7 separate regions of the Mus musculus genome follow, and regions 2, 3, 4, 5, 6 and 7 are each linked to region 1. Evidence: chromatin loops called from intact Hi-C (ENCODE). Cell type or tissue: heart. All regions are shown on one strand. Links, peaks and the distances in the headings refer to the core of each region. The heading gives the core; the rest is flanking DNA. Region 1 overlaps Gm46405 (a long non-coding RNA gene). Region 2 has its middle 270 kb from the start of A330102I10Rik. Region 3 overlaps Cdkal1 (CDK5 regulatory subunit associated protein 1-like 1). Region 4 overlaps Cdkal1 (CDK5 regulatory subunit associated protein 1-like 1). Region 5 overlaps Cdkal1 (CDK5 regulatory subunit associated protein 1-like 1). Region 6 overlaps Cdkal1 (CDK5 regulatory subunit associated protein 1-like 1). Region 7 overlaps Cdkal1 (CDK5 regulatory subunit associated protein 1-like 1).

What was found. Hi-C counts contacts between places; a loop is a spot of excess contacts. Peaks named below come from ENCODE experiments on the same cell type or tissue, not always from the same donor. Only the 100,000 strongest peaks of a DNase experiment are listed, where the experiment ranks them.
Region 2: it touches region 1 in a loop (7-fold over the local background); 2 of 42 quality-filtered maps call a loop at or near these places.
Region 3: a loop joins it to region 1, with 2.4 times the contacts of the local background. A loop is called at or near these places in 2 of 42 quality-filtered maps.
Region 4: it touches region 1 in a loop (9-fold over the local background); 32 of 42 quality-filtered maps call a loop at or near these places.
Region 5: a loop joins it to region 1, with 2.9 times the contacts of the local background. A loop is called at or near these places in 3 of 42 quality-filtered maps.
Region 6: it touches region 1 in a loop (3-fold over the local background); 4 of 42 quality-filtered maps call a loop at or near these places.
Region 7: it touches region 1 in a loop (8-fold over the local background); 38 of 42 quality-filtered maps call a loop at or near these places.

Annotation. Positions count from the first base shown.
Region 1 is chr13:28,955,622-28,960,002 of GRCm38, reverse strand. Gm46405 (a long non-coding RNA gene) reads left to right here. Exons shown (of 2, transcript XR_001780882.2): 1 at 1-1,106. Among named protein-coding and RNA genes, the nearest start is that of Gm52067, 2.4 kb to the left of the region's middle. In heart, for the core only: CTCF peaks have their summits at 287 and 2,036 (motif pointing left); DNase peaks (open chromatin) are centred at 192, 1,212, 1,542 and 2,012; H3K4me3 peaks cover 2,245 bases; H3K27ac peaks cover 2,572 bases.
Region 2 is chr13:29,279,391-29,283,771 of GRCm38, reverse strand. It overlaps a transcript of Cdkal1 not described here. Among named protein-coding and RNA genes, the nearest start is that of A330102I10Rik, 270 kb to the right of the region's middle. In heart, for the core only: no CTCF peak of the experiment used is centred there; a DNase peak (open chromatin) is centred at 1,971; H3K27ac peaks cover 2,131 bases.
Region 3 is chr13:29,412,131-29,416,511 of GRCm38, reverse strand. All of the region lies in intron 13 of Cdkal1 (CDK5 regulatory subunit associated protein 1-like 1), which reads left to right. Among named protein-coding and RNA genes, the nearest start is that of A330102I10Rik, 400 kb to the right of the region's middle. In heart, for the core only: no CTCF peak of the experiment used is centred there; a DNase peak (open chromatin) is centred at 1,831; H3K27ac peaks cover 1,223 bases.
Region 4 is chr13:29,599,851-29,604,231 of GRCm38, reverse strand. The region is part of intron 9 of Cdkal1 (CDK5 regulatory subunit associated protein 1-like 1); the gene reads left to right. Among named protein-coding and RNA genes, the nearest start is that of Cdkal1, 250 kb to the left of the region's middle. In heart, for the core only: no CTCF peak of the experiment used is centred there; no DNase peak of the experiment used is centred there; H3K27ac peaks cover 232 bases.
Region 5 is chr13:29,499,127-29,503,507 of GRCm38, reverse strand. All of the region lies in intron 11 of Cdkal1 (CDK5 regulatory subunit associated protein 1-like 1), which reads left to right. Among named protein-coding and RNA genes, the nearest start is that of Cdkal1, 350 kb to the left of the region's middle. In heart, for the core only: a CTCF peak has its summit at 2,123; a DNase peak (open chromatin) is centred at 827.
Region 6 is chr13:29,328,390-29,332,770 of GRCm38, reverse strand. The region is part of intron 15 of Cdkal1 (CDK5 regulatory subunit associated protein 1-like 1); the gene reads left to right. Among named protein-coding and RNA genes, the nearest start is that of A330102I10Rik, 310 kb to the right of the region's middle. In heart, for the core only: a CTCF peak has its summit at 2,161 (motif pointing right); no DNase peak of the experiment used is centred there.
Region 7 is chr13:29,836,736-29,841,116 of GRCm38, reverse strand. All of the region lies in intron 4 of Cdkal1 (CDK5 regulatory subunit associated protein 1-like 1), which reads left to right. Among named protein-coding and RNA genes, the nearest start is that of Cdkal1, 17 kb to the left of the region's middle. In heart, for the core only: a CTCF peak has its summit at 2,269 (motif pointing right); no DNase peak of the experiment used is centred there.

The DNA of each region.
Region 1 (4,381 bases), core at 83-4,082:
GGTAGCTTGCAGTTCCTGAGAACTGCAACCGAAGGCTCTTAAGCTGAGCGGGGGACACACAGTAGGGCACTCACTACGTTGATTGGCAGTTGAAGTGGCAGTTGGTGTGGAGTCGTCGCTGCCACGGGTACTCTTATCTTTCCTGGCCACACCCCTGGGCCCAGGAGGCAGCTCTGAACAGATGGTGAGTCTCCGGTGCCAGGTGTGCAGCGCGCCCTGCGCTGTGTGAGGCACAGGGCTCTTTGGTCCTTGCCGCACCCCACCCATCCTATGCCCGCGAGCGCCCCCAGCGCAATGTGTGTCTCGGTGCTGTCCGCACGCGCGGTTAGCCGAAGGTGAAAGGCTGGGAAAAAAGGAACCCTAGTGCCAGGCAGAACCCGCCACCGGGCCAGCTGCTCGTGGCGAGCACGTTCCTCCCCTCCTCTGACTCCCATCACTTGGCAGCCACCCCAATCGCCTGCTCGCCCCTCTGCAGCAGCACACACGCCTTCGCACTTGCTCCCCTCCCTATTCTCTTTTCTGACACTTCGTGGCTTACATGGACCACTCTCCAGCGGGATGCCCTTGGTCCCCGCCCGTCTCTTAGCCTTCAAGGTGGCTCTCCTCGTTCCCTAATATTTGGGGAACTCTAGGCGGCTTTTTTTTTTTCCATAATCGTAATCATTTGCTTGCCTCCTGGGACTCCAAACTGTAATTGCTTTTACGTGTCTGTGGTCTCGAGGACAAGGAATCCACTGAGAGATGGTTTGGGGGTGCTGGGCTGGGAAGAGGATGCTCTATTCCGATTCCGAGTACCGTTTGCGGGGTGGGGGCTGCAAGGAGGAAAGTGCGCTCAGCCTTTCCTTTATCCACCCTCCCCCCGTCGCCCTCGGCAAGGGCTTTGGGGCGCCTTCGAGGTCCTCTGTGGACACACAAACACCTCAATCTTCCTGATCAGGCTAGAGCCTGGAGGTGGGGAACTATCTGGTTCCTTCGTTCTGCCCCTGGGAAGAAGCCCTGGCCGCTGTGCGTGCACTGCCCCTCCCGCAGTCACAGTGAGAGCTGAAGCGTGAGTCCCAGACCGATGCAGATGGCACGCTATTTAGTCCAGGAGAGGCTCACAGAGGGTAAGGGGCTGCTGGGCACCCGAGTGCACCCAGGGAACCAAATGGCTGTCGGTTCCGGTCAGTGGCGGAACTGGGCCCCAGCGGCTAGGTCCAGGCTGGAATCGGGGGAGGGGTGCGTAGGGGGAGGGACTGGGCGAGATCCCCCCTCCTGGAGTGGCTGCTCCAGCTGCCACTTGCAAGGAGGCCCGGGAACTGGAATAGGTGGGGGGGGCGGGGGGCGTCACCAGCCCATTCCTGACCGTAAACCTCCTCAGAAGGCAGTGGTGAAACGCCGCTGCGAGCGTCGCCCGAGCCACGTTTACAGTAGGAAAGACTTTCCTCCGAAAAGCACCACCGGAGTCGATTGCAATTTAGCTCCTCCCAGTAAGAGTCACAGAGAGGCAAGGCGAGGCCGGTGCACCGGGAGTCCTAGGCGAGCTTGGGCAGGACCCCTGTTGCTGAGCTCCACGGGGCGGGCGTGCCGGGCTACGGAAACCATTTCTTTTCAGGAGCAGGGTTGGCCTTTGGGACTCCTGTGGTCATGCACCGTGTGTTTCTGCCGCCGCCGAAGCAGAGCGCGCAGCTGGCGGAGAAACCGCATTCTCGCTCCTACCCGCCCGAGGGAGATGACCCGTGACCTCCCGAGTGAGGTTACCAGATCCGAAAGGGGCGTCTCGGCTTCCCCAGCCATGGGGGTTGAGGGGGTGGGGGGTGGGAGGTGGGCTGGAGAGGTCGGACGAGCAAACAGGGAGCAGCAATCGGTTACCCTAAACTTTGTCTTACGGGGAATGGGGGGATGCCCAGAATTCACCAGCACACCCACCGGTCCTTGAAACCCGGAGAAGTGTTGGGGGTTCACTGGTTCAGGAGACCAGGAAGGGACGGTTGGATCTTCCCCCACGTTTTCCCACGTCGCTGCATGCTCAGGCAGGCTCAGCGCTGCCACCTGGCGGCTGCCTCTCCCGGACTGGGAGGAGCTGTCTGCACGCACCAGTTCCACAGATCTTGAAGGGTGTGCCAGGCCTCTATCTGGGGAAAGGGCAGAAGCTCCAGTTAATGCTTCCTATCTATGTGGCCCGTGCAGACACACTTGTTTTCTGCTTGTTCTCAAGAGTAAGAGGGAAATGCGTTGGCGTTGAACGGCATGGGTATAAAGAGCTGACTTGAGCCTGCTGGTTATGAGGGGTGAGAAAGTGGTGAAATTATTAGAAATATATGTTTCTTATCTCTGTGTAGTCTAACAGTGAATATGAACGACAGCTTTCATTTATCCTGCTTAATATTTTTCGAATAAGAATTCAACACACTGGTCTGGAGAGATAACTCAGCCCTTGATAAAGGCTAAGGCTCACAACCAAAACCTAAAAAATACTGTTTCAATACAGCCCCCCTTTCCTAGTCCAGTTTCAATACAACTTCCTCAGCACCAAGAATGGAGTAGTGCAAGGGGTTGGGGGGTGGGGAGCAAAATCAGCCCCAGTGAAGGGTTGACCTGAAAACAGGGCTGATGGCATTCAGTTTCCCAGAGCACTTCCAGTCAACGAAATTAACAAGAAGGCGTCCTCCACCTCTGTTTATTTGAACTGAATGTTCAAAGCCAGAGGGGCTCACACACTCAGTTTCTACAGCCAAAGCAAAGCACGATTCTTGGAAAATAGTGCCAAGCCAGACTCGTGAAACTAATTTCCATGCAGGTTTTCCTCCCTCTATGCTATCGGGACACATTAAGAAGTCGAGGTAAACCTTCATCCATACCCCATCCATACCATTCTGTAGATGTGAGGTTTTATGTTGTGCAGGTGTGTAGGGGCAGGAGAAGCACATTAGCAGTTATTACCCTCTCATGTCGAATGGATTGCATTTAATGGAATAAAATAAATATCTGCCTTAATTCAAGACGTGAAAGATCTAATATCATTTCCAATAAAGACCATTAGTTGATGATTCTAAGGCAGGACTTGTTTGCAAAACAATCCTGGCTCTCTGTTCATAGAACTACAAGGGGAGCGGAGGGAAAGAGCACTGAGCACTGACTTACTAGGGGCCACCAAATAGCTAGTATCTGGGGGGAACGGGGAGGTCTCTGATGGAGAACTGATTACAAAGCTTAGGGCATTAGGTAATGAGACCCAGAAATCTTAATATCATGATTTGGTATTAAGTCCAGTGCATTCTGGTGTATATGTACTTTAATCAAAAGCTATTTGTCACATCTTTTGTCACATGTTTCCATGCTCTAAGAACAAAAACAGTCACACTTCAATAACTCCAAACTGTCAGGTATATACTCTACAGGATTACATTGTACAATGGTGTAACTAGGTCAACGGATGCTACCAACACATATTTTACCAGGTCTAAGAGAAACATAGACACAGGGGGTGCATCTCATAGTCAGGGGGACAAGGAGGACCTTTAGCAGCTCGTGAGTTGGCTCAGCCGGTACAGGCCTCTCTAGGCCAAACCTGGCAATGTGAGTTCAATCCCCAGTACCTGGATAGTGGAAAGAGAGCACTGGCCGCACAAGATGTCCTCTGACCTCCATCTATGCACAGTGCCAAGCAGTGGACTCGCATACAAAAATTAACTTAAAATGGTTTATCCCCTTTTCCTTAAAGGCCTTTTGTCCTTTGATGGCATATACTATTACAGTACACCTTAAAAGTCTGTTGGGTTTTCTGACATGCATCTAACAAGAAAAATCAGGGCAGGAATTACTTTTTTGATATGCTCTTTAAATTAAATATGTGCATTAAGCATGAGTGTAACTATGAGGGGTGATTTACACCACTGGAAATACCACCAATTACACCAACACTCATCTTTGCCAAATTATCCAACATTGTTGAATACAGATTGTACAAGGAATACATCTCCTTATTTTTGTCATAATAAAAATACTGATTTTGTAGACAATAGACCTTTTAGGATAACCCAGATGCCATTTTGATGGCATCTTAAGAAGGTACATCTGTGGGTATCAGAAAAAAAAACAAAAAAAAACAAAAAAAAAAACACATATGCCTTGCAAAACACTTTTCTTGGTGGAGGTTTTTTTCTTGAAGGAGTGCATACTATTTTAGGATTTCCTCCTCTGGGAATTAAAAAAGGGCTGTGATGGGTAGCAAATAGTCAAAAAAAAAAAAAATTACTTGCTTTTTACCCACAAAACATTCTTGCCTGCAGTTGATCTTAGAGACCCAGTCAGCTGTCTCCATAGGGTACTCTTTCCAGTAAATGTCTAATTCTTGACACCCTCGGCCTCCTTCCAGCCTAAATACTCTGAATGTGTGACA
Region 2 (4,381 bases), core at 116-4,115, 320 kb before region 1:
TCGAAACTAGAAGACAGAAATCAGCTTGTTTCTGGTGCATGAATACCAGCACCTTTTGGCAAAGAGGCAGAGACGCTATTTATTCTTAAGGACCAAGCAGGAAAGCAGCTGTGGAAAATATCAATGGGCAAAGGGGGTTTCTTCAAAGGGGCTTTACAGGAAGAGGGCACCAGGGAAACTCACGAACAGAGTCAATTCATTTGACCCTGGGAATGTCTTTGAGGTTATCAATAACTAATAAAGCTGTATATTTTAGTTAGGAATGAGATAAGCATAAGAACTCCATGGAGGGAAGAGTAAAATATTCACCTCACACGCACATCCATATTTACAGCAGCTTTATTCATGACAGCTAAGAGGTAGGTGTGTAGCTGGGCACTGGTGGTGCATGCCTATAATTGCAGCATTCAGGAGGCAGAGGCAGCTGGAGCTCTCAGAGTTCTAGGTCAGCTTGGTCTACAGAGAGAGAGAGAGAGAGAGAGAGAGAGAGTGAGAGTGAGTGAGTTAGTTAGTTCCAGGACATCCAGGGCTACACAGTGAAACCCTGTCTGGAAAAAACCAAAACCAAACATACAAAAAAGCAAAAAACAACAAAACAAAACAAAAGCCCAGAATCAGAGGTAGAAATGGTCCAGGTAACCTATGGACAAATGGATGAACATGTGGTATTCTATCCTTAAGGTTTAGTGGAGATGGAGGAAGCAAAGAAAGGGTGATAAAGAAATTCCAACAAGCACAGCAAGGTGAACCTCACAGATCATGTGATCAGTACACCAGTGTGATGGTTTGTATATGCGTGGGCCAGGGAGTGGCACTATTAGGAGGTGTGGCCTTGTTGGAGTAGATGTGTCACTGTGGGGGTGGGCTTTAATACCCTAGTCCTAGGTGCCTGGAAATGAGTATTCTGCTAGCAGCCTTCAGATGAAGATGTAGAACTCTCAGCTCCTCCTATACCATGCCTGCCTGGATGCTGCCATGTTCCCACCTTGATTATACTTGACTGAACCTCTAAACCAGTCAGCCCCAATTAAATGTTGTTCTTTGTAAGACTTGCCTTGGTCATGGTGTCTGCTCACAGCAGTGAACCCCTAAGACAACCCAGTCACAGACACACTGTGGCTGATTCCACTGTCATAAGTGTCTAGAGTAGAATGATAGCCGTATAGACATTTTCAAGCTTTTGACATTGCAACATGACATCCGTTCTCTTTCTACAAAGTTCCCACCTGAGAACCTGTGATCAAGTTACAAAAATAAAACTCAGGCAGAAGTCTCATAATGTTTTAAGTTAGGAAGTAGGGTCAAGGCCTGCCCCCAGTGACCCTCCTTTTCCACTGAAGCTCCACCACCTAAGGTTTCAAGACCTTAAAGAACAGCTAACTCAGCTGGGGAGGGAACAAGTGTTCAAACATAAGAGCCCATGGGGGCACATGTCACACTGAAACCACAACACCTCCCATGCTGCCTACAAAAGAGTCCCTCCTGTCATCATGTGACTATCAAGGACATCGGTTATTGGATCTGGGGTCCATAGTTACTGTGTCTGGAAGATCTTTAGTTGCATGTGTGAACATCATTTTTCTAAGTAAGCCCACATTCACGGTGATGCGCATAGTCTTTGAGAGCTCATTAAAGGGGAGCACTTGGAGTTCAAACTTCAGAAAGATGGAAAGTGATAACCTAAGATGCTTAGGGGCAGCACTGGCTAAGGGGTTTCACTGTCCCAGCCCTAAGCCTATCAAGATACCGAGTCACACACCATCCCATCTCTCTACAGCCCAACCTACCACCCTGTTAAACACACGGACCTGGAGACGTTAAGTGTTCTTTGTCCTACTGTTAGTTACAGAGGCAGGGTAAGGGCTGAGTTCCTGATTTCAAGCGCAGCATCTTTTTTTCAAAGAGCTATTTTAAAATCACATCGCTGTGCTTGTGTGGCACAGGAGATAGAACTGCGGGACCAGAACATGAAGCCTTGCATTCCTGGCAGCCCTCACAGGCTGTTTCCAAAGAAACTTATCAGTCTGTCAACATTCTCCCCAGCCCCTTGCCTTCCCAGTGTCACAGGCCCGACAAAGTGCAGACAAATGTGCTTCTCAGGAGCCCTCCGCCACGACCAAGCTAGGCAATTTTTCATGTCTCCTGTCCAAAGCATATGATAGCAGTGACTTCCAGACAGCTGAGCCACAGCTCTGCTTCTGTGAACTATGCTGTCAATTTTTATTTTAATTCCTTTTTATTCACAGTTTGATTTCCTGTAGGTTTGGCTTTACTTCTTATTCAAACGCCAGCACTATAGTCCTCTTAACAGAAGAACTAACCAATCACCACTACAAAGAAGAAAATTGGTCCATGAACTCTCACACATAGTTGGGCTTCTATGTTTATTCTTTTTTTTTCCTCTTTTTTTTCTCTTTGAGAGAGACAGACAGACAGACAGACAGACAGAGAGAGAGGATCTTTCTACATATCCCTGTATGTCCTCAAACTCAAAAAGATCTGCCTGCCTCTGTTTTTTGAGTACTGGATCAAAGAAGTCCACTCAGCTCAGCTACCAGTCTTTTGTTTGTTTGTTTGTTTGGTTGGTTGGTTGGTTTTTAGAGACAGGGTTTCTTTGTATAGCTCTGGCTGTCCTAGATCTCACTTTGTAGACCAGGCTGGCCTCGAACTCAGAAATCCGCCTGCCTCTGCCTCCTGAGTGCTGGGATTAAAGGTGTGCACCACCATGCCCGGCTCAGCTATCAGTCTTAAAAAGGCTGTGGAGAATTGCATCTTTGCTTGCTTACTATTATTGTGTATCTTTGTGTCTTTAGGCTTACCTTAAGCTCACTATACAGCAGAGAAGGACTTTGAACTCCTGATCCTGCAGCCTGAGCCTCTCTACAGACAAGTACCACTCTACCAGGCTTATGCATGTTGGAGCTCAAACTCCAGCCTCTGCGTACTAGGCAAACGTTCCACCAACTGACCCCATCTTCCAACCTTCCGTCTTTACCCTCCATCACTCGGTGTTGACACTGGTTTGGAAATCTCTTGTTTCCTCCTCCTATCCAGTCTGTCTTCTCATGTTCTTAGAAACCAGGAATAAACAGACCATGGCAGAGCTCTGAAATGGTTAGTACTCAAGACCTAGAAGAAGCTGCCAGCTGCAAGTTTCAACATGGTTGTCTTTTGGTTGAATGCTAGAAAGCTGTTTAGCATTCTCGGGAGCCTGGAAGGGTAATGGGTCGCTGGGGATAAACGTTCCGAAAAATCTCCTTACTACCTGTTGTTGCTGCTGCTGCTTTAACAGAAACCCCAAACCTGGGTAATCTGTAAGAAAATTGGTTCAGTTAACTTACTGTTTTGGTCATCCATGGACGTAAGGCTGGCAGATGAGCTTCTCAAGGGAGGGCCTTAGGGCAGAAAAGGAAGCAAGGTGTGCAGAATTCACGCAGGAAAGACTCAGGACAGCAGCAGGCTCCCACAGGAGAGCCAGACTTTCTATCTGTAACACAGGGCCTCAAGGAAAACCAATCCACCCCTTGAGCTCATTCCCATGTGAAACACATTCAACCTTCCTAATGAGCTAATCACGGCTAAAAGATCCCACCAAGCCTCAACTCTGTTTTACTGAGATGATCTCTGATGTGGGTTTTGGGGATGACCTCTAGCAAGTCTGAGAGTGATGGGGCTTTGTGATCTACAGTCTAGGCTCCCCTTCCAAGTCCTCCTTTTATGTTGAAGTGTTTGAATGTCTGAAAAATGTTCAAATCTCATATGCACTTACCTCTTCATTCCACTCACGTGCTTGGGGCTCGTCATTGCTATTTCAGCAAGTGTTTCTGACATATAGTCTGTTGTTAGGAGGAGCGACTGCCAACACCCTGTGCTGCACCTGCTAACTACGACTCCACATCATCCCAGCTGAAGGGGACCTGGCAAATTGGCTGCCACTGGCTTTAGCCTGGGCTTGGCAGATATTTTCTATAAACAGCTACATAGTAAATATTTTAGCCTTTCCAGGTCAGATAGTCTCTCTTAAAACTATTAAAATCTGTTCTTGGGAGTACACAGGCCACTGTGGAGAGTAAGCAGGCATGTCTGTGTCCCCAATAAAGCTTTATTTACAAAGCCACATTGGAGAGTGCCAGCCTCGGTTTCAGACTGAGCATGGCCTGTTTCTAAGAGCTGGAGACATTTTAGCTCTGTAAGAAAGAGCATAGGAGATAGCTCCCAATGGCCACCCAAGGTGGTTGTCTCACTGGAAAGTGGGAATCATCTCTTGGGGATGAGAACTGCTCCCTCCCAGAGGCACTACTAGAGCCCTTTGCTGATTCTAGAGACTGTGCACGCACACTCGTGTGTGTTGGAGGCCAGAGATGACAGATCTCCTGCAGCT
Region 3 (4,381 bases), core at 287-4,286, 460 kb before region 1:
TCCCGAACTAAGAAAGTGTAGACATGTCTGCTTAATATGTACCCATACATAATGTAACATTAGTTATTCATTCAGCTTGCAAGGCAGAGTCATAATATACGCAAGGTCTTTATATAGTAAAGCATAAATATTAATATGAGACCCATTAATGCTGTTTTTACTTGTACTAACCTCCCCCTCATACATTTGTTTATGAAGATTGAGGAATTAAGAAAAGACCGTGTACACAATTTGCATGAACACACCACATTCTGCTGGCACCTCATATGGCTTTAGGGTGATGTGTGTCCATCACCCAATACCATGAGTTCACTGTCTTCTCTAGTTGCCTTGAAATACAGGTTAAATGCAAGTGGCAAACAGATAGCTTTTCTGTCATATGAACTCCCTGCACCAATGGCAGCATCTGTTTCCAGGGCTCGCTGGGAGCAACTGTGGCCCTGCTCTTTTGTGCTGCCTCTGGCTGGCCCCACTCCTGACAAGCTCTGTCCCCTGCTGTGCAATAGTATTAAGAAAGAAGGAGGACCAGGAAAAGCAAGATAGGGATTCACAAATCAAATAGAGTAGACTCTAAATTTAGGGCCTCCAGCCTTATCAGTAGTTCAAATTTGGTTTTGGAAATTTGCTAGGGCCTTTTCCAGGAGGAGAGATTTAGTGAGTATTAATCATAATCTCTTCAGTATGGAGAGGAGGGAAGGGAATGGATTTCAACTCTCCTGGGAAGTTACCTCGCTCAGCATCTCAGGAGCATATTTTTTGCAGTAGCAAATTAAAACCATAACTTCAAAAAACACATTTTATGTTTTATTAATTGTGTTTTGTCATAACAATACCATATTCCTATGTGGTTACATCTTCTTATATGTGCGCCAAACACAAACTATGTGTTTTAATGAATTATACCATTGAAGTGTGAGCGAAGATTAATGCTTGTATGCCACAGAATGCAAAATACAGCACACAGTGTAATAGTGATCAATCATGGGATAAAGCCTGGGAAAGCAGGCGCATACTCAGAGTTGGTGTTGAGAAAGAAGCACACTGCAGCTTCGGTTTGAAATGTGATTTCATGAGGTTTAATTAGTTGCCTAAGCACCAGGAGCAATAGCCATAGAGCATATGTCAAATATTACCTGCTCAGAAACTGTCATCTTAAGACTCATCATACTAAAATGGCACATGGAGAGCTCGGAAAAATCATTCCAGGGGTAAAATCCATCATTTAACATTCAGTTCATCTGCTTCTTATTTTAAAATTCATTTTTATGTTTCTTCCAATAATTTAGAATTCATTATGCTTAATTCACTTTATTAATTGATTTTTTCAGTGCACTCACAGTCACCAACACTGCATAGACAAATGAGAAAGCAGAGCCTCCAGAAGCAGGCTCCGGCTGTGGCGACGCTCGTGCGGCCCAGAATGCAGGCAGAGTGCTGACTTTGCCAGAGAACACAGGAATGGTGTCTTGGCTGTGCATCTCCTTGGATGATCTAAAAATAGCAGTCAAGTAGCTAGGCTGTTTCCAGGTTAACCCCCTTTTAAGAGATTTAACATCTTAGTGTGCTTGCTCTGTTACAAAATAATAAAGGAAAACAAAACGTTAGTGACCTCAAGCTTGCAAAGAGAGGTCATTCCTACTCTGGTTCTACTTCATAGTTTGTAAGATGCATTCGGGAAAACTCCTGTGTTGCCACTTGTAAAGGTGTGTGCTGATTTACAGTTCCTGCACTGCCTCTCTCTCGTGTGTAAGTTCACACACTGGGATCCAGTCTCTTCCTAGGTTCCCGTCACTGTGAATGATGAATACAGATGCTTCCTGCTGCCTGGATTCTGCTTCTTGCATGAGTTCCCCTGAGGGTTTCTGGCTCAAACTAAAAACTATTCTTAACCTATCAGGGCCTGAGCACTGGTGAACTGCAGCATGATTTCATGTCTGCCTTTGAGCAACATGTAAGCTGTCCCACTATGCTTCTGAAAATCAGGGGCACTCATTGTGAAGGCCAGGCAGGTATGATGAGATCAGCTCAGGAAGCCAAGGCAGGCAGCTTCCAAGGGGCCAGAGCTTCTCTGCTTCAAGACCAGGCTTGGGCAAACATGTCAGAAAGCTGAGGTCTTTCTTCTTCCTCCACAGTCCTTGGATTTTGGTTGAATATGCAACAACATTGTAAATTATCCCTCTCTAATTTATAAATACCAAACACTACCAAACACGTGTGACTTTTGTATTTGGAACTTTGCTTGTGTGTGACACATGTGTTTAGGTGCATGTTTGCCCATGTAGAACCTAGAGATTACCTATGATATCACTCTTGCAGCTCTGGCCACTTTTCCTGTCTGAGGCAGGATGCCTCATTAGCCTGGAACTCATCATCTGGGCTCCACTTGCTGGCCAGCAAGCCCTAGGGATCCTCCCTGTCTACACTTACAGATGTGGGCCGCCATGCTTGGTGGTTTTGCTTGGATTCCAGTGATTGGACTCAAGTTGTCATGCGTGGGCAGCAAGCACTTAACCTGCTGGGCTATCTCCCTGGACCTTCTTTGTAACTACTTCTTTTTCAACTATTTTTAAAATTACAATATAATTACATCATTTCCTCCAACCCTTCTCACATATCCCCTCTTCCTCTCTCTCAAACTCATAGTCTCTAACTTCTTTAATTTTTATTACAGAAACTAATGTATTCCTAAGAATAGGAGTACAAGCTGCTCATTCTGTTTCATTTTACTTGTATGAATATGCTTTCAATGCTAACTACTTGATATTGGATTAATATATCTATTTTGCAATATTTTTGAACATAGGAATACATTTTCCTCATTGTCCTATTTTATAGTTTTTAAGGTTGCCGTATTGTCAAGAAGGAACCAGTCACAAGTGTAGCTCTCCAAATCAGAGAACAGTACTTCCATTACAGGCTGTGCGTTCTGTTCCCATGGCCGTTAGCTGAAGTCAGGTGTCACAGGGTAGATCAGTGTCAGTGTGTGGACAGTCTGTCTTTGTAAGTGGGACTCAGTAGTCATTCTATGATGCATCATAAGCTCACATTCATTACTTCTGTCATTGCATGTGAGGCTCTGGAGATAGAAACAGTGAGGCTCTGTGTGCCCTTGTCCTCACACACTGTCAGTATGTTGTGGGGATGGAGTCAACAGCTCTTTAAACTCTACTATTCATACACAATACCAGCAGCGCCACTCTTTTTAGCTGCCAGTAGTATTAGTAACAATGTTTACATGCATTTTTGAAGGAATCACATGTGAGAGCTTAGCCAAAGGCTCTTGGAGCTTTAAAAGCATGAAGAATTCATATGTAGTGTCGATCCTGAAAAGTGTTGGGAGAACTGTGACTCATTGCTTGGACCAAAAAAAGTCGTTGTCGTCGTCGTCGTCGTCATCCTCCTCTTCCTCCTCCTCTTCCTCCTCTTCCTCCTCCTCCTTTGCTTGAATGCTTGATAATGAGCTTTTGCCACCATCTCCCCAAATTTAGAGGATAGTCATACTGAAGAACTACTCTTGAACTAGCTGTCCGATGCTGCAGTAAATTATTTTCACCTGGTCTAGAAGCCTCCAAGGCTATTGGTAGCCCACACCAATGGTCACCATTGTCATTCCCACACCCTATCTCTTAGTAATATGGGCCCACATCCTCTAGAATAGAGACCAGAAAACAAGCAGACATCATGAGCGGAAGGGGTCAGTAATACTACAGCATTTAGTCAGCATGTACAGGAGCCAAAGGCCACCAAGTCTTAGCTGACCTATAATCTGTCGTGGTAGCATTCTTTAGGAAGTCTCTTTTGAATACTGACCTACTGCATTGCAATTATTTGGTTCCAAGTGGAAAATACTGTTCTCAGCAAAACAAAACAAAAAACATTTATTGGTAATCATATATTACTAATGAGGAGTATTTTAGTTATTGACAATTTGTTCTTGACCCTCACTGCCAAAGACAGATTTATCACATAAATGAAAGAAGCTACTCTCATTGTTTTCACAGTGTATTTAAGCTCTCAGAAGGTAGTTAAAGCATGAAAAGCCACACAACAATAGGCTCCAGGCCTCTGCTGTATAGACAGGATAGTTAGACACTTGTCTTTTGAGAGAGCTTTCTTTGGAATCTTTTGAAGTAAAACACTTTGAAAAAATCATTTTTTCATAAAGCAATAATTTTATTAGAATTATTGGTTAAAGAGCCTATATGTAGTATAAATTGAGTGTGATTGCTCATTGAATTCCTGGGATCAGATGGCAGAGATGCAGACTAATAAAAGGGAGTGTCCCTAATACAATATAAGTAAACAGGGGAGGAGGAGAAGCTGCCCATCAAAGCAGCCGTGGCAGCCATGAGTTTTCCTTGGGAGTGGCATAAAACTTACC
Region 4 (4,381 bases), core at 150-4,149, 640 kb before region 1:
CCTTGTGAGAAAGGGTTCTGTTGCAAACGTTTAGGCCTAATTTTGTTCCAACTTTGCTTGTAATAAGACATTCAGAAAAGGCTCACCAGCTAAATAGCTTATAAAATACAAACTGTGGGAATAGAGGCCTAATTGGGCTTGTTGAAAGAATTTTTAACATATAAACATTAATTTTTTTATTGAGCATTGACCAAATTGAAAAAAGGCTAAACTTACTTGTTAAAATAATCTGACATCTTCACTGCAGATCCAAAATTTCTGAAAATGTAAATAAATTAAATGTAGGCTGTGTTCTACCATCTGTAATGAATTAGCATTCCGTTTTACCAGCTGCTGCTGCGGCTTGGGGCCGACTCGGGATCAGAACACACCGGTGGGCTGCTGCTAAATTTAAGAACCTGGGGTTTAAAACTGGCAGAGCTAGACTGGCGATTGGAAAAGTCTCTGCCATTATGAGTAGCAGATCTTTCCACTTGGGACAGGAAATATGTGTCTACTTTTTGTACAGATGTTGTCAGACAAATGAGGAGGCCAAGTCTCTGTTTCTTACTACCAACATGGCAGGCAGATGGCTCTGGGGGCCACTGCTACCTGAGGGTAGAGTTGCCCTGGAAGGGAAAAGCAAACAGAAAGCTGTAGCAGTCGTTTCTTAGACTAAAAAAAAATGTTTTATGTGTGTGCCCATGTACGGCATGTGTGCCTGTTGTCCTCCAAGGTCACAAGAAGTCATTGGATCCCCTGAAACTGCAGTCATGGTTGTGGGAATGGAACCTCAGTCTTCTGCAACTGCACTTAGCACCTAACTGCTGAGTTGTCCAGCCCAGACTTTTGTTTTTGTAATATATACATATTTATTTAACGTGTGTGGTGTACGTGGGTGTGTATGGGGTTTGTGAGTGTGTGGATTCTATGTGATTTGTGGGGTTTGAGGGTTGTGGACATATATGGTGGGTAGGGACAGGGTAGGGTGTGTATGCTTGTGAGGGTGTGAGGTGTTGGGGGCTTTGGGGGAGGATGTGGGGTGTGTGCTGGCACAGGCACACTCATGTGGAGGTCAGAGGGCATCTTGTCTTTCTCCCATGATATGGTCCTAGAAATGGAACTTGGGCTGTAAGGTCAGGCAGTATTCCCCCATATCCATTGAGCTGTCTTGAAGGCCTGTAATAGAAACAATCTCTTATATAAAAAAATGGTCTAGCAAAAAATGGAAATGTTTATAGATTGGTGAGAGATCTCATGCTTCTAATTAAGCTTAGTGATATTGTTTCATTTTCTAGTTTTTATTTTTAGCATGTAGGAAATAGGTCTCTAAAAAGAAGAAAAGTCCATTTGTGCGTCTCACTGGGGAGCTAAGGCCAATGCGAAGCAGTCTTCCTGCCTTGACATTCTGGGTGCTGGCATTACAGGTGTGTGCCACATATACCCGGCTAAGTCTGTACATTTTACAGTCAGGTAGGTCTGCTTTGAATTTGAATTATGTTGCTTCCTGGATTCATGCTCTTGTAAAATCCCTTCCATTTTCTGAGCTTCAGTTTCCTCATCTGTGTAGAATGTCAGTAATAACATTTTCCCTTTGAAGTTGTTCCATCAGCTGGAACTGTCCCTGGAGGCTGAAAGTGCATTACAGGAAAAGAGTGGGTGTGGCCTGTGAGTGACACACCTCTGTCATTGTGCTGCTCTAGGGGATGGAGCAGAACTTCACAGTGATATATGATATCTGATGCTTCAAACACTGGATATGAGGGTTTAGTATTGTGCACATCACCCTGGACATGTCTGGTCTCATGTTTGTGGAAATGTGCCTGAATTGTAGTATTCCTGCCTTTAGTTTGCTTTTGCTGTTTCTTTGTTGGCCTAGATTTAATGAAAGCACAAAATCTGACTGGAAGTTATTTTCTAGTGTCAGAATTCATACATGGTAATATCTGAAATGCCCATGTTACTGTGGTCTCATAAGCAGTATTTGTTCCCATTCTAAAAGTTTCACTGGGACCCGTGTGATAGCTAATTTCAGTAGTCAGCTTGACACACCTGAGAAGATAGAACCTCAGTTGAGGGATTGCTACCATCAATTGGCCCATGGATATGTTTGTGGGGTCTTTTTCTTATAGCGAATTTATGTAAGAGGACTGAGCTCATGTGAATGATGTCAAGCCCATTGTTGGTGGTGGCATCCCCTAGGCTCTATAGGAAAACTAGTAGAATCTGAGCCTGGGAGCAAGCCAGGATGCAGCATTCCTCATGATTTCTCCTTCAGTTCTGGCTTAAACTCCTGCCCTGACTTTGGTAATGATGGATTATGACCTGAAATTGGAAGCCAAAGCCAAAACCAAATAAACTCTTTCCTCTCCAAGCTACTTGGGTCAGTGTTTTATCTGAGCAACAGAAAGCAAACTAGAATGGTATGTTAGCTCTGTGAGTTTAGTAAGTTCAATGCACTCAGGTCAGGGAACACATTTACTGAACATAGGACATGTGCAAGGTACTGGGAGATAAAGTGATGAAGCACAAATTTAGCCTCCTACAGCTGTGTTCAGAACATGAGGGTGTGGCTGCTGTGGGTGCCATAGTATCAGGTGTACCTATGGCCTGAGCAGCCATGTGATCCCAAGACCAGTGCAGCTAGTTAAGCTTTACTGCAGGCTATGTTGTTAAATGGAGAACAAAAATAGGTTCTTAAGCAATTTGTAAAATTTGTCTAAAGTTATTCCCAGTGTTTAAATAGGGTAGTGATTCTTACCCTGACCAAACAGTCTTGTCCACAGCCCTGCAATCTAAAACCTTGACAAAGACCTGGGGAACTTGTAGCCTGCTGCCTTGAAGGTGTATCTGGAATCCTCCCTTCCCTTTACTCTCTTACTCCCCTTGTCCCACAATCCTCAGGTGGCCTCAGGGTCAACTGACTGAACTGGATCTATCTAGCCAGTATGCAGACCAGCTTGAACTGGCTTCCCTGGGGCTGACCCCTGTGTCAAGAACTCACTGTGCCATACCCAGACTGGCCCTGATCCTGCTTCTTCAGCTGTATCATAGTATGATCCCCGAGCACCTGTTTATGACATGTGTTCATTTCTTAGTGTTCCCTGTCCACTCATGAGTCATGACTTGAGCATTGAGCCTGTGCATTGAAATCACTCTTGATTGAGTCTTTTTTCTTCTAGAATCTGAATCTATCGCTTGTCTTGTTTTGACTTGTTCCTTACACAGTCCGCTGCATCTGTAGTTAGCTTTGTGTGGCTGTAACCTAGCCCCTCAGGCTGGGAAGTTACCTACATGCTCTCCATTTCCAACCTTGGCCTTGATTGCCCCACTTTGTGCTGTTCTGTCAAGGTCCTCTATCTAGACTTTCCCTACAAAGATGGGACTCTTTGCTGACCTTGTGTCCTCCATTCACACTAAGCTCAAACTGCTCTAACAGTTGTGGGATTGGTTCTGATTGCCTTGCTGGTGGTATCCCCTCCCCTGAAAAGGGCGGTGCATTTACTTTTTCTGTGTTGCACTATACTTATGGGTGCCATGTTTTCTCACCTCAACTAGACTATAAGGTATTTTTATGTATCTCATATCATGAATTTTGTTAGTGGAATGGTGTAGGGACTCTGGCTTAGACAATAAAGCAACAGGACCAAATGTCTTGCTTATCTGCTTGTCTAGTGACCTTCTCCCTGGTTCCCTCAAGGCTTTTATCTGTGGCAGTCTCTCATTGCTCACCTGTACAGAATCCATTCTGCTCTTGTGCCTCCAGACAGCACCATTGTTCGTAACTCTCTACTGAAGTGCGTTGACCTTTAGAGCTCACCATCATGGCCTGCATGGGACATTTTTGGAGATGCTTTTGCACAGGCTTAGAACTGTACTCAGATGCTGCTGCTATTTCTGTGGCTCAGAACCTCTGCACACCCTCAAAGCCGTGCTCCCTAAGAAGGGGAAAGGCACTCTTGTCATATAAGGAAGAGTTGGTCTTCTCTGATCATAAGTAGAGTTCACCTCTTGAATTCCAAACTACTTTGATATGGTTTAGAAGTTAGGTAAATAATTTACCCTGCATGTTATGCATCAGCCACTTTAACAGCTTCTGTACCATTTAACTTTAAAAACTGCTATTTCAGGTAATCTTTGTGCACACTTGACAGATGAAGAACTAGAGATTCAAAGAATATCCACAAGATGCTTATCTATGCCTGGGCTTAGTTGCCTCCATCACTTGCTGGTATATTGACATTTAACCCTTCTTTTTCTTTGACACTTGATAGGAGCAAGTAGCTCTTCTCTCTCTGGATTTCCCAGGCTTCTCAGCATATCCCTCGTCTAGTCCTTTCAGGCTTCTAGGCTAGCCAGTGAATGACCTTTACCCTGGAGTACTTCTGAGCCCTAGAACCTG
Region 5 (4,381 bases), core at 266-4,265, 540 kb before region 1:
CCTTGCTTTTGCGGTGGAGGCCATAGCCACAGGTTACAGTGTACAATTAAATAGAAGTATATGTATGCTATTATTATAGCTAATATATAAATGTTGGATGATATAAAACAATCGGGCACATTTGTATCTTACTGTTTTGTGGGTTCACTGTACATCTCTGCATACTTACATCAATTTTAGCCCACGTGGGGCAATTCTTTTGAAGTAGGTTGACAGCTTTCCAGTTAAATGTCAGAAAGAAGCCTAACTGTTAGATTTGAAATAAACTGATTTCTCTTGGTTCAGTGTTAGCCTCACCTTTTGAGTGGCAGGACTTGAGCAAACTCAGAGGTCCCCTGCATTCTACAATGCTCCCTTTAATGACTTGGAGGCTGTTGTTTGAGTTTCCCAGGATTGTGTGGGTTATTGTTATATCTTTGCTTTTATGGTATAGTTGTGGTCTTATCACAGTTTGTTCCATGCTGAGTCACAGACAGGAGAGCAGCAGTCCATGTTTTTATTATTCCTGTGAGGAAAGGCAGACTTTCATGATGCATTTTCCAGGAATTCATTGTGGAGAAAAACTGAGACAGCCGGTGTATAAAACCAGACACATACGCAGTCTTAAGGAAGATGTTATCAGAGAAAATTGTTTCCTTTCCAGACACTCGGGGTTGTTTGGGTATCTTTATCTGTGATTGGACATGACCTCATGAATTATGTTGTCCATTTACGATAGCTACTAATACTGGTGGTGCTCAGAACCTTCTTGGCATGCCTCAGCTCTCTCCCCTCCTTTCCTGCTCATCCTTTTCCTGACCCCCTCACCCTCTGGCCTTCCAGCTTCCATGCAGCCTGGCTGCTTACTTAGTAGGGTACTTACTTAGTGGTCCAGCTGTCCTCCAATGGCCCCTGTGCCATCAGCATTTGCTCTATGGCTGAAACTGGCTGAAGAAGTTGAACACTTTGATGCCCCTAGAGCTGTCTTTCTGGTTCCCAAGTCTTTCCTTTTGATGGTATTCCTCCATGTTCACATTAGCCACGCTGAAGCTTTTCTATGCAGTTTATGGATAATTCTGCAAGAACCAAAGCAACACCTCAGCCATAGGCTGGGACTTGCCACAAAGGGCCACTTCATCCACCCGCTGCCCACAGGTGCCACTTAGACATTAGCCTCTCATCATCCTTCACACCCCAAGTGTGGCCTGGGGCACACTCAAGAAGCTCTTGATGGGCACAGGGGAGAGGTGTGATAATGACTGATCTGAAAACTCTTGTGTCCTTGTTCGTGAAAGTAGCATCTATAAGGGAGGACCTGTGTGGAGCTGGTGAGGGCTTTGGCCTACACGCCTGATGTAGAACCTGCTCCGTACACACGAGGTACGAGGCAGAAATGGAGAGGGAGAAATAAGGCTAGGTCTAGGGATGCAGCAGGCCAGAGCAGGAGCTAGGAAGCTGAAGGAAGCTGAGATGCTTAGAGTCAATGGACAGAGTACAGTCAGCCTGCTGAATGAGCCTGGGGATGTGTAAATGAAGTCTCTTTCTAGACTATTGAAACAACCTCCCTGTTGGTCATCTTTTCTAGCTCTTACTCACCCTCTTCAGCCTCGGCAGTAATAATCCATACCATTTCAGGGTGCATTCTGTGCCAGGCCAGGTCTTAGAACTGAGTCGGGATTATCTCTTTTGATCTTCCCAGCATTCAACAGGCATTTATTAGTCGGCTTCCGTTGTCATAACAAAGTACCACACACTGAGTAGCTTGAACCACAAAAATTTGTTTTCTTAAAGTTCCAGTGGCTGAAAGTAGATGACCAAGGTGTCAGTAGATTCTGTCTCTGGTGAGGGCTCTTGCCCTGACTTGCAGATGGCTGCCTTCTTTCCACATCTTCTCGTGTATGAGACTAAGAGGGAGAGCTTGCTGACCTGCCTCACTCTGAGGGCAGCAGCCCTGTTGAATTCAGGTTTGCCCTTCAGGGCTTTTTTTATCACATATATTCCAGTTGTGGGCAAGGCACAACCTGTGATGTCAGGGGATGGGGATCCATTTCATCGTGTCACAGCTGGTTAGGGGTTGTCCTCCATATGTACATTAACAACAGAAATGAGAGCTCTCAGAACCCAAATGGAGGTGACAGGACCTCTAGTGGGCGCTGCTGTTCTGCTTGTACTGTTCCCATCATCCAGCTGATGTCCTGAGCTTTTTTTCTTGAAGTACTAATCACTATCTAAATTAGAGAGATGGTGTGCTGGCTAGTTTTGTGTCAACTTGACACTGCTGGAGTTTTCACAGAGAAAGGAGCTTCAGTTGAGGAAATGCCTCCATGAGATCCAGCTGTGGGGTATTTTCTCAATTAGTGATAAAGGGGGAAAGACCCCTTGTGGGTGGGACCATCTCTGGGCTGGCAGTCTTGGGTTCTATAAGAGAGCAGGCTGAGCAAGCCAGGGGAAGCAAGCCAGTAAGGAACATCCTTCCATGGCCTCTGCATCAGCTCCTGCTTTCTGACCTGCTTGAGTTCCAGTCCTGACTTCCTTGGTGATGAACAGCAGTATGAAAGTGTAAGCTGAATAAACCCTTTCCTCCCCAACTTGCTTCTTGGTCATGATGTTTGTGCAGGAATAGAAACCCTGACTAAGACAGATGGGGAAGAGAGGGAGGGAGGGAGGGGAGGGGAGGGAGGGAGGGAGGGAGGGAGGGAGGAAGGGAGGAAGAGAGGAAAGGAGGGTGGGTGGGTTCCGTGGAGTGCCCTCTTGGAGGCCTTGGCCCTCAGGGTAGGGAGAGTAAGTTACTTGTTACTTTCCCCAACTTCAAAGTCATGGGAAAATAGCAGCGTTTTCTATAATTTACCTTATTTTCATTTTTTTTAAAATTCACCTGCTCTTTTGTTTCATGATGAAATTTATTTTCAGTAACTTTATTTCCTTTTTAGGAAAAAAATTGTTTCTTATTGTTTTCATTAATGTTTTGGTCAGCAAAGACTAGGAAGACATCCTGGGAAAAGGAGGGAGACGGAACAAGAGTGGGCAATGGCTGCGATGCGGTTAATGTATGTGTTAGGAAGGAAGGAAGGAAGGAAGGAAGGGAAGGAGGGAGGGAGGGAGGGAGGGAGGGAGGGAGAGAAGGGCCTGTCTTGAGGATTGGAAGGGGACCACCAAGAGAAGAGAGAGGGGAGGGAGGGAAAGAGGAAGGGAGGGAGGGCAGTAATTAAGAGTAAAGTATAAAGCTGGGTGAGTGTGAAAATGTCACAGATCTATCCTTATTTTATATAAGAGAGTCTTGTTTTCATTGGGAAAAGAAAGAAGATTTGTTGTTGTTGTTGCTGCTCCTGCTGTTGTTTTTAAGAGGTACTTTTGTAAGTAAACCTCTCACCAAGTGCTTGTCATCACTTCGGAGGTAGTGAGGCAAGTTCAGGGCCAACTCCATTTACATAGCAAGTGTGGGATCAGCCTTAGCTGCACAAGCTCCTGACACAAAAACAGTAGTTAGTTAGTTGTTCTCTTTTTTTCTTTTTTTCAAACAAAGTAAATATTCCAGTCTGTCTGTCTCTGGGGAAGCTTGCTAGAGGACTGATTTAGTCACCCTTGTGACCCATTTTCTGTTCATTGAACCTGACAGGGCTGCCCCTTTTCACGCTTGACAATTTGTTTGCCCTTGCTATATATAAAAAATGACCTCAAATTTAGTGGCATGGACTGACATAAATATAGTCTCTCAATTTCTATAGATAGAAATTTGGCACAGTGTCAGTTACTTCTTGTCCTAGTTATGAAACAGCATGGCCAAAAGGCAGCTGGGGAGCAAAGGGTTATTGAGCTTATTTTTCACATCGTAAGCCATCATTGAAGGAAGTCAGGGCAGGAACCTGGAGGCAGGAGCTGATGCAGAGGCCCTGGAGAAGTGCTGCTTACTAGCTTGCTCCTCATGGTTTGCTCAGCCTGCTTTCTTATAGAAACTAGGACCACCAGCCCAGGGTGGTACTACCCACAGTGGGCTGGGTCTTTCCACATTAATCACTAAAGAAGAAAATGCCCTGCAGGCTTGCCTACTGCCCAGTCTTTGACATTTTCTCAGTTGAGGCTCTCCTCTCTGATGACTGTAGTTTGTGTGGAGTTGACCTAAAACCAGACAGAACATTCTTCTCTTCAGCTTTTCATGAGTGTAACATCAATATGGTGAGGGCTATGTTCTCAGCAGGGCCTTAGAATCCTCTTACACAACCTCTGAGGATGGATATAGTTCAGTGTCTTGTGGTTTCTTGATTGTTCCTGCTGGCTTATTGGTTAGGACCAATCTCAGATCCATGAGGTTACTCACAGCTCCTCACTGCTGCCACACAGAGATTTAACAACATGAATATTTGCTGTCTGCTAGGCCAGCCTCAGCATGTTCTGCTAGCAATCA
Region 6 (4,381 bases), core at 192-4,191, 370 kb before region 1:
ACCAGACCAACTGTTCCTCATTAAAATGCATTTTGCAGCATGTTCTAATATGAGCATGTCAGTTGTATATGTATGCATGCACATGTGTATGTGTGTGTGCTCCAAAAAAAAAAAAATCCAGCTATACTCCTTGTATAGATACCGTCTCGATGTGGCTCAGGACTGTAAGACATGCAGTTCAAAGTGGCTTATGTGTGACCTAGGCTGGCTTTCCTAGGTTGGCCTTCTATAGAGAAACAGGAGCTAAACCTAGTACCTCAGAGGGTACAGCATCAGGGAGGGTACATAAAGCCTATTTTCTGAAAACCTGGGTTCAAATATAGTCATGAAGTACCTGACATCACTCTCTTATTTACAGCTGACCATATCAACATCTCTGAAGTGTGTTGTGCATTGTAGAGCTGAAGCCCAGCCTCTCTTCCCTGTTCATCATACTGAAGAGTTAGGTTCTACCTACTCCTTCATTGGGTAGTTTTAAGAACAACAACAACAAAAAAAGTGTAAAGTATGAGAGGCCTACTATACACACGGCAAGCTTCCAAAAACGCTGCTACTACTGTTTCCTTCTGCTTCTATAGCCTACTTCATAAGAGTACCAGGCAGGCCTTCAAGGGAAGTCACCAAGTGATCTGACCTCCTTCCTTCCATTGGAGACCAAACCCCCACAGCTCCCAAGGAGAGGATACAGTGACTGCTGACACAGTAAATACAGATAATAGAGAACCAAGTTGAATGTAGTATCCACTCTGCAGGCAGCAGCCGACTGCCTTTTAGGAGCCTTTCCCTGGGGGATCTTGTCTCTGGTGACTGCAAGTTCCATGAGTAGAACAACTCAGAACAACACATGTAGTCCCAGTGGCCTTCCTCACAGTGAGCAGAGTCAGGCCTGTTCTAGCTGGAAGGAAAAGGCTTAGCAGAGGCTGGGCCCTGAGGGCCTCCTGGTTTCTCCCCCTAGTAGACTTCATGGCTTAGCCAAGGCTGGGCCCTGGAGGACCCCTGCTTTCCTCCCCCACTAGGGGGACGCCTGCTTTCCTCCCTCACTAGGGGGCTTCATAGCCAGCCAGCCTGTAGCTACCTTCAGCTGCTCTGCATGTGTGACCACTGCAGTGCTGTTGGGGTACATTCTCCTGGATTGAGAAATTGGTTCAACTCTGCCAGAACTGAGCATACATACGAAAAGCTGAGCACACATACGTGCAGTGGCGAGCACAATAGGCCCACATCTTAGTCCCGAAAATTGCACACATGATGCCTATCCTAGAAAGAAGGACTTTGCAGGCATGGCTAAGGAAGGATCTTGAGATGAGATTGCTCTGGACTGTCCCAGGATAATCCTTGTGATATAAGTCACCATCTCTGTGCTTGCAGCTTTGAAACGGAAGATGCAAGCAGCCACTTAGCCACCTAGAAAAGGCAAGGATAAAGTTCTTTCCCAGAGCCTCTGCAAGAAATGTGTTCATCTCTACCTACAGCAAAATCCTAGAACACGTGACCTCCAGAATTCTAACAATAGTTTTGTATTGTTTGGTATTCTAGAGTTACCACAGTTTGTTGAAATCACTAGAAAACTAATCTACAGCATGTATAAATTACTTCTCTCATGGCTGTAATAAAATATCTGACATAACTAACTTAAAAAGGAAAGTGGTCTTGGATCATGTTTTTAAAGGCAAATACAATCTGTAATGGCAGGAGAGGCAGGCATGGACCCTGAGCATCTATCGGGAAATTAAGGTCTGCTCAGGATTGCCCATAGGACAGGGAGAGTAAGCAGACTTACCACAGAGCATAGGATGTGCAGAGAGGTAATAGCTGACAGGGTGTTCTAAGCCAAGTCCTGTCTTCAGTTCAAAACTGAGAAAATAATAACAAGAAGAGACAAGGGGTGGGGTGGCCTTAGTTAAGAGCTTTTCCCAAAACTCATTCCACAAGTCTTCTTGCTCCTTCTCAGGGGTTAATGTCTGTGAGAACATTACTAACAACAGATGTCATTATCTTGGAACTGCTGCTAAGTATCAGAGACCCTGGTCTTCACTTTCCCATGCCAAGCCCCTGTACACAAGAGCAACAGCAACCTTTCTTGTATGCCCAGAGCTCAGGCTGACTCCCTGGCCTGTCTTCTAACTGTAACAGCATTTTACAGCAGAGGTCAGTCTTCTTGCATCATAGCAATGGGAATTATGCTTGGATCCCATTGCCAGGTAAACTTGGACCTGCAGTCATTTGTCATACTGCACGCCTCCTGCTGCTATTTGTAATAAACTAAAATACCATGAACGGATTACTCATATCTGGAAAGCAAATAAAATAGTGACTTCATAATTTTACAAGACCGTTTGAGGTCATTTGTATAGTCCATTAGAACCTCAGAGTAGTGCCCGATCCATTGATCTCGGTGATCCTTAAATGCTAATTTCAGTCCTCACAACGACCCAGGGATGCACAGATGCTCTAAGCACTACCACGTTACAGGCGGGGAAATGCCTGTTGTGAGAGAAGACCGTGCCCGAGATATACATATACATATACATACATACATACACACACACACACACACACACACACACTCTTATGTGTGTGTGTATACATATATACATACATGTGTGTGTGTGTGTGTGTGTATATATATAATCTCCACTTCTGTTTTTAGGAGATTTGTTGCTTTGTTGCGATTTGATAAAGCTATACTTTAGAAAATTGAAGCAGTAAATCTCACCTATAATCCCAGCACTGAAAGGCTGAGGGAGAATCTTGTTTTCTGACTACTCCTAGACCATCCTGGACCACATGGAAAGACCCTGTGTCAAGATACCATGAAAATCTAGCAAGTAAGCAGGCTTAGCAGTGAGATTTCCGAGGACGGAGAGGTGTTCTCATCAAAGTTAGCAGGGTGCGTGGTAGGAACTGTCAGGGTAGTCCTTCACCTGTGTTAGCAGGGTGCATGGTGGGAACTGTCAGGGTAGTCCTTCACCTGTGTTAGCAGGGTGCATGGTGGGAACTGTTAGTGTAGTCCTTCATCTGGGAAAATCAAGTGAATTTTTTTTTCTTTTAATTGAACAAATATCAGTTCCTGCCTTATTTCATATTGTTTTGGGAAAGATGTTTCTGAGAATTCAAGTAATTAAAAAGTATAAATATCAGAATTGATTGTTTTAATAAGCATTAAATTTTCTTGAATTGGGCACTTTAAAGAGATATCTTGAATAGTACATTATATTCACTGTTCTATTGTGTCAACTTTTACCTTTTTTTGTCATTTATAATCACTTCACCTATATTACACTCTGTATTATTACATTGCTTTGTTGGCCAGGAGATGCTAAATGGATAAAGCACTAGCCACACAAACGTGAGGACTGGAGCTCAGGTGCCCAGAACCCACGGGAAAAAGGTATGGTGGCCGCCCCAGTGCTTGGACCCCTGGGGCATTCTGGGTAACTAGACTAGCTCAGTCTGTGAGCTCTGGATTCAGGGAGAGGCCATGTCTCAGTAAGTAAAGTGTAGAGCAATTGAAGAAGGTACCCAGCATCAAATCCCTAGCACCTACATGTACACATACATGTGCCCCAATACATGTGAATGTATATACTCATATATGCACCTTACACCCACATGGAAAACAAAAGCTCCATTGTTTTCCAATCATGATTCCTGCTTCCAACTTCATTGATGTCAGACATCCACCCAGAAGTGGGCTGGACAGACGGTAGCTCTGGATTTGATTCTGAGGACCCTCTGCCCTGTTCATTATAGCAGGCACACCAATTCACATTTCTAACAGAGATGTTAAAGGAATCCCCTCTTCTATGCATCCTTATCAGCATCTTCATCTGGAGACTTATGGCTGTCAGTTCATTTTAGTTGCTGTTGTTACATCCATTTCTAACTAGGGCCAGCTGATGTTTCCTTGTAGCTTTTGACTTGCCTTTCCTTCATGGTTAATGATACTAGAAATGTTTTCATGGATTTGCCATTTGTATTTGTTGAGACCAGTCCATTCGGATCTTTAGCCCACTCCTTAACTGTTGTTAAGTGTGTGGATCTCCTTGCATGCTCTAACACTAACTCCGTGTGCAGTGAGCAGCTAGCACAGGTTTCCTCTCATTCTGTACGCTGGGGCTTCACTTCGTTGTTTGTTTTCTTTACCGTGTAAAACACTCTTAACTGGAGGCCGCACTATTTGCCTGTTTGGGCTTGGTTTCCTGTGACCCGAAGGCCTTACCCAGATAATTAGTCTTCGTGTTGCTGCAGGTACATCTAATTGTCACCACTGGTTACCTCAAGTCCTTTTAGCTTCAGGTCTTAGATTCATTTTGGGTTGGGTTTTATTATTTGCTCGTTTGGTGTTTTTGTTTTTGCTTGTTTTGGTTTGGTTTGGTTG
Region 7 (4,381 bases), core at 131-4,130, 880 kb before region 1:
GTTTGCATGTATGTGTGTGTTAATAATGACTATCATTTGGAAAGATTTTTATTATATAAAGCCATTTATATAATAGGGCATCACAATGTTACAATTTGAAAGGCCATTGATATATTTAATTAATTGCTGGATGCTATGCATAATTCTCTGTGGCCTCAAGGGACAAATGTATCTTTGAGAAATATAGCAGGACCGTTGTGCCACCAGGACTGGGTGGCCCACTTCAGAAGGAGAGCACTGTGGTCACGTGCTGCACAGCTCTACTGAAATACCATGGCCAGTATTTTTCCTATTAAAATAAAAATATTAAACATCCTACATATAATTTACTTTGTTTGCCAATAAATTTTGCCTGAATTACTATAAGATCTTGCATGAAAGTTGTTGAGAAAAAAATGGCTTCTTATAAAGAGTTATACTTTATATTATAAAAACTACTGAGTATTTTCTATTCACGTTTCTATAATCTATGTTCTCTGTATTAAATATTTTGTTGAAATTTTGAAGTACTTGGGCTGGGGAGATAACTCACTCACTTGTGTGGTGCACAGGACCGAGATTCAGCTCTGTTATCTACTTAAAACAAAGACATGAGCAAAACCAAAATCCAAACAAAACAGAACAAAGCACCCAGTGAAGTGCTGTGCTTTGGTGACCCTAGCTCTGGGGAGGCAGACAGACAGATTCCTGGGTCTCTTGCCATGCTTGCTTGGCAAGGTCTAGGCCAGTGAGAGGCTGTCCACTTGCCTCCACACACATGCTCATACATTTGCATGTGTTACTGTGCACACATGCATTTGCATGTGTTACTGTGCACACATGCATTTGCATGTGTTACTGTGCACACATGCATTTGCATATATACTCATACATGCACACACACACAAATATTTTGTAGTACCTTATTGAACTATAACTATATTTAGAAGGGTGTTTAAGACTTTGTTGCCGAGGTATAAAGTGGGATACACAATGATTTGTTGCCTCTTTGAAGTGGCTGAGATTACAAACTTAGGCTATGCTTGGATTTGAACTTAGGGATTCTGGAGTGCTAGGTTGACACTCCTCACAGAGCTACTTTCGTGATTTCTCTGTTAGTTTCTGTTTCTTCTTTATATACATGTTTGTTTTTCAGGCAGCACAGAAATAATTAATATATATATCAAATCAAATATATATATTTGATTTATTTGTCTAGTTGGCTGAGAAATTTCCCCATATTTGGCTTCTTAGGAAGTGCCCAAACTCATTTTGGACAGAATGCTAAGCAGCCCTGATTTGTCCTATACTGTGTCATCTGTACAAACCAAGGAGTGTGGGCCTTTCCTGTGTCCTTTGTACTTCAAGCAGTATTCTCCTTATGTTTAAATAATCTTGAATGATTGAGGAGAATGTTGGCTTTCTTGAAGGATTAGTTGGAAAATCTGGTTTGGTCTCCAGAATTTGAATGATTGATTAGAATCTTCATTTTTTGTTTTTTGTTTTTCAAGACAGGGATTCTCTCAGAATCTTCACTATTTTTAAAGGAGTAAGTGAATTCTCTAGTTCTTGGTTCTGGGTCCTCGCTCTGAAGACGCTTATCATTTGTCTAAAATGAATGGCCAGCAATGGTTAGACTTCCATGCTAGTGAGTCATTTGATACAGAGTGAAAACCTGCTTTCCCAATTTTCCCACTATTAAAATTGTGATACTGTTACCATTCTCCTGTTTCTCCTTGTGAGCTTGCAGTTTGTTCTTCATGCTGTTAACATTTGACCTAAACTTCAGCTTTGTGTAGCTTGTGAGCAGCAAAGCCAGCCATATGCTGTTTTCCTGAATAAACTTGATTGAAAGGGGAACTGTATCAGGAGATTGAGGCTTTAAAAAACTTCTGGCCTGCTACACTGTGTTCTACCTACATGTTAGAGGTTTTATGAGACAAATAAAACACATATCCATATACTTTCAGAAATCTGATACCTATTTAATTGCTTAATAAAGTTCAGATTATGCTTAAAAATATTGTACAGTGTTCTTGAGTAATTTATGTAGAAATAGCCTGTGTTTAAATTGTAGTTTTCTTTCTTAAGAAAATGAGTAGATGACAAATTACCATGAAAGCATCATTTAAAACATACTTAATTTTTTTATTTTTATTTTTTGTTGCCTTCTTTAATTTTGGGTCTAAAAACTTCAGGGACATTAGTAGTTGAGTATGTTCAACACTCTGGCCTTCAGAAGGTTTGTGTTAAAAATAAGATGTGTTTCTAGCTTTTGAACAGCAGATGGCAGTATTGCATCATGCGATCACTTAGTGGTGTTATGACCCCTGAACATGAATTCCATGTTACAAATGATCATCTAATAAAATGATTAGAAGTCATTAAGTTACCTAACATTTAATTTTTCTCTGCTTTTTTTCTATTTTTAACAGTATTTATATAAGAACTTGGCAAATTGACCTTTTCAGAGGCCATGTGAGCTCTTGTTAATCTGAGATGCAGTGCGCAGCAAATCAGATGTGTGATTATCCAATGATGGGCTGACAGCTTCAACTGGTCTTGGTCGCTTTCACTGCTCGTCCTAGTGTCTGGTTGTGGCTTTCCGTAGGAATATATTAAGGTGGGATTTTTGAATCTGAGGAAAAACTATTTGTTACTTTATGACTCTCTTACTTTCAGGCTTACTAAAAACAGTGGCATGGGTCCATCTTGAGTGCCTCATGAATTCTCAGACCTGTTTATTAAACAGGGTTAGGAAATGGTAAAGCAGAAAGAGTTGAACTCTGCACTTTCACATTCCCCTCTGACTTGACGTGGGTTTGAGGGTTGATGTAAGAGGGGCCTAGAATCTTGGTACAGGTTTATATATACTCTTTGGTATGTATTATATTTATGGTAATCTGAGGGCTTTCTTAGTGGTGGTAGTTGTGCCTTAACATTGTTTTCATGAACCTGATCATCTTAGACCCTCCTCTCCATAAGCCACAACGCTTTGGCACCACTGCTGTTTAGTATATTTCTGCTTACTGAAATAGTGACTTCTTAGCCAGTCCCCACCTAAGTGTGATTCACCCATTTTTCCTTTCCTTTGGTGAAGTCTTTCCATCTTACTCAGCTTGGACATTTCAGAGATACTTGGTCAGCAAATCAGAGCTGAAGTACCCAACTTTTAACACTCACACTGTAAAATAAGGGTAAAATCAGGTAATATCTTCTATTAGCTTAATTGCTAGCCAGCTAGCTCTCTCCCTCTCCCACTCCCTTTCCCCTCCCCCTCCCTCTTCACCTCCCCCTCTCCCATTCCCTTTCTCTTTCCCTCTCTCTCCCTGACAGAGTCTTACTGTATAGCCCAGGCTAGCCTTAAGCTTACAGTGATCGTCCCGTGTTAGTCCTCTGAGTCCTGTGATTAGTCCTGAGCACTGCCTTTGGTAGAAGTGGAGGATTAAATGAGCTAGCATGAGCAGTGTCCATGTGTGTTTGAATTACAAGTGCCATTGCACAGGGTACCACACACAAAATAGGAATTTTTAAAATGTGCATTATATGTGGGTTAGTGATCAAGTAGAACTGACTTTTGAATATGATGAATGTTAATAATTGCTTTCCAACTTTAACACAGAAGTCTATTGTAACAGTGAACTAAGTGGTATGTATGCATGTGAACGTCTGGAGCTTTCAGTAGAGTCCTATTTAGGTGCTGTCAGGTCCACTTGGCTTAGTCTTGACATGTCTGAGATAAGATCGCACGCCATCACTCTTCCTGACATGGACACTTTTACAAATGGTATTGAATCAGAAATCCAGTTTAATCCATTCTTATTAAATTGGAAGCAGTAATTGCTTTCTGTTTAATGGGCTGGAATTGACTGTAGCAATCTCGATGGACCTTTAAACTTGATAAAATACGGTTACATATGTTCCTGTTGGTTTGTGTGCTCATCAGGGTAGGGTTTAGCGTGTTCCTTGTGTTCAGAAGTTGAATTATTTGCAATGGTGGTAAAGGGTATAGTAGAAGGTGGGGAGAAGAATGGCATTTTCTCATTCCCCCCCTTTTTATTTCTCAGGGAATAAAACAGAGAAATAAATCTAAGGGCCTTCAGAATGGAATTTTCACCTACCACTCAGAAATAGGGAAGGCGATTATCTCTAGAGAAGACCTGGCGGGCGCACACCGGCCCCTGAGGAGTGAAGGCGAGCTGTGGGGAGCCACAGCCTTCCGACAGTTAGGCTTTCATTTAGTGGTCTCTAAGTCTCTCCATCCATGTCTGTTTCTAGTGACAAGGCTTGCCATTGGACTGAAGATGTTTCTGAGGTATTTAACAATCGTTGTTATGATTTGCTTTCATAGAAGAGCAGTGTCCAGTGTAAGATAGCTTCTCCTGTATCCCAGTTCCAGCAA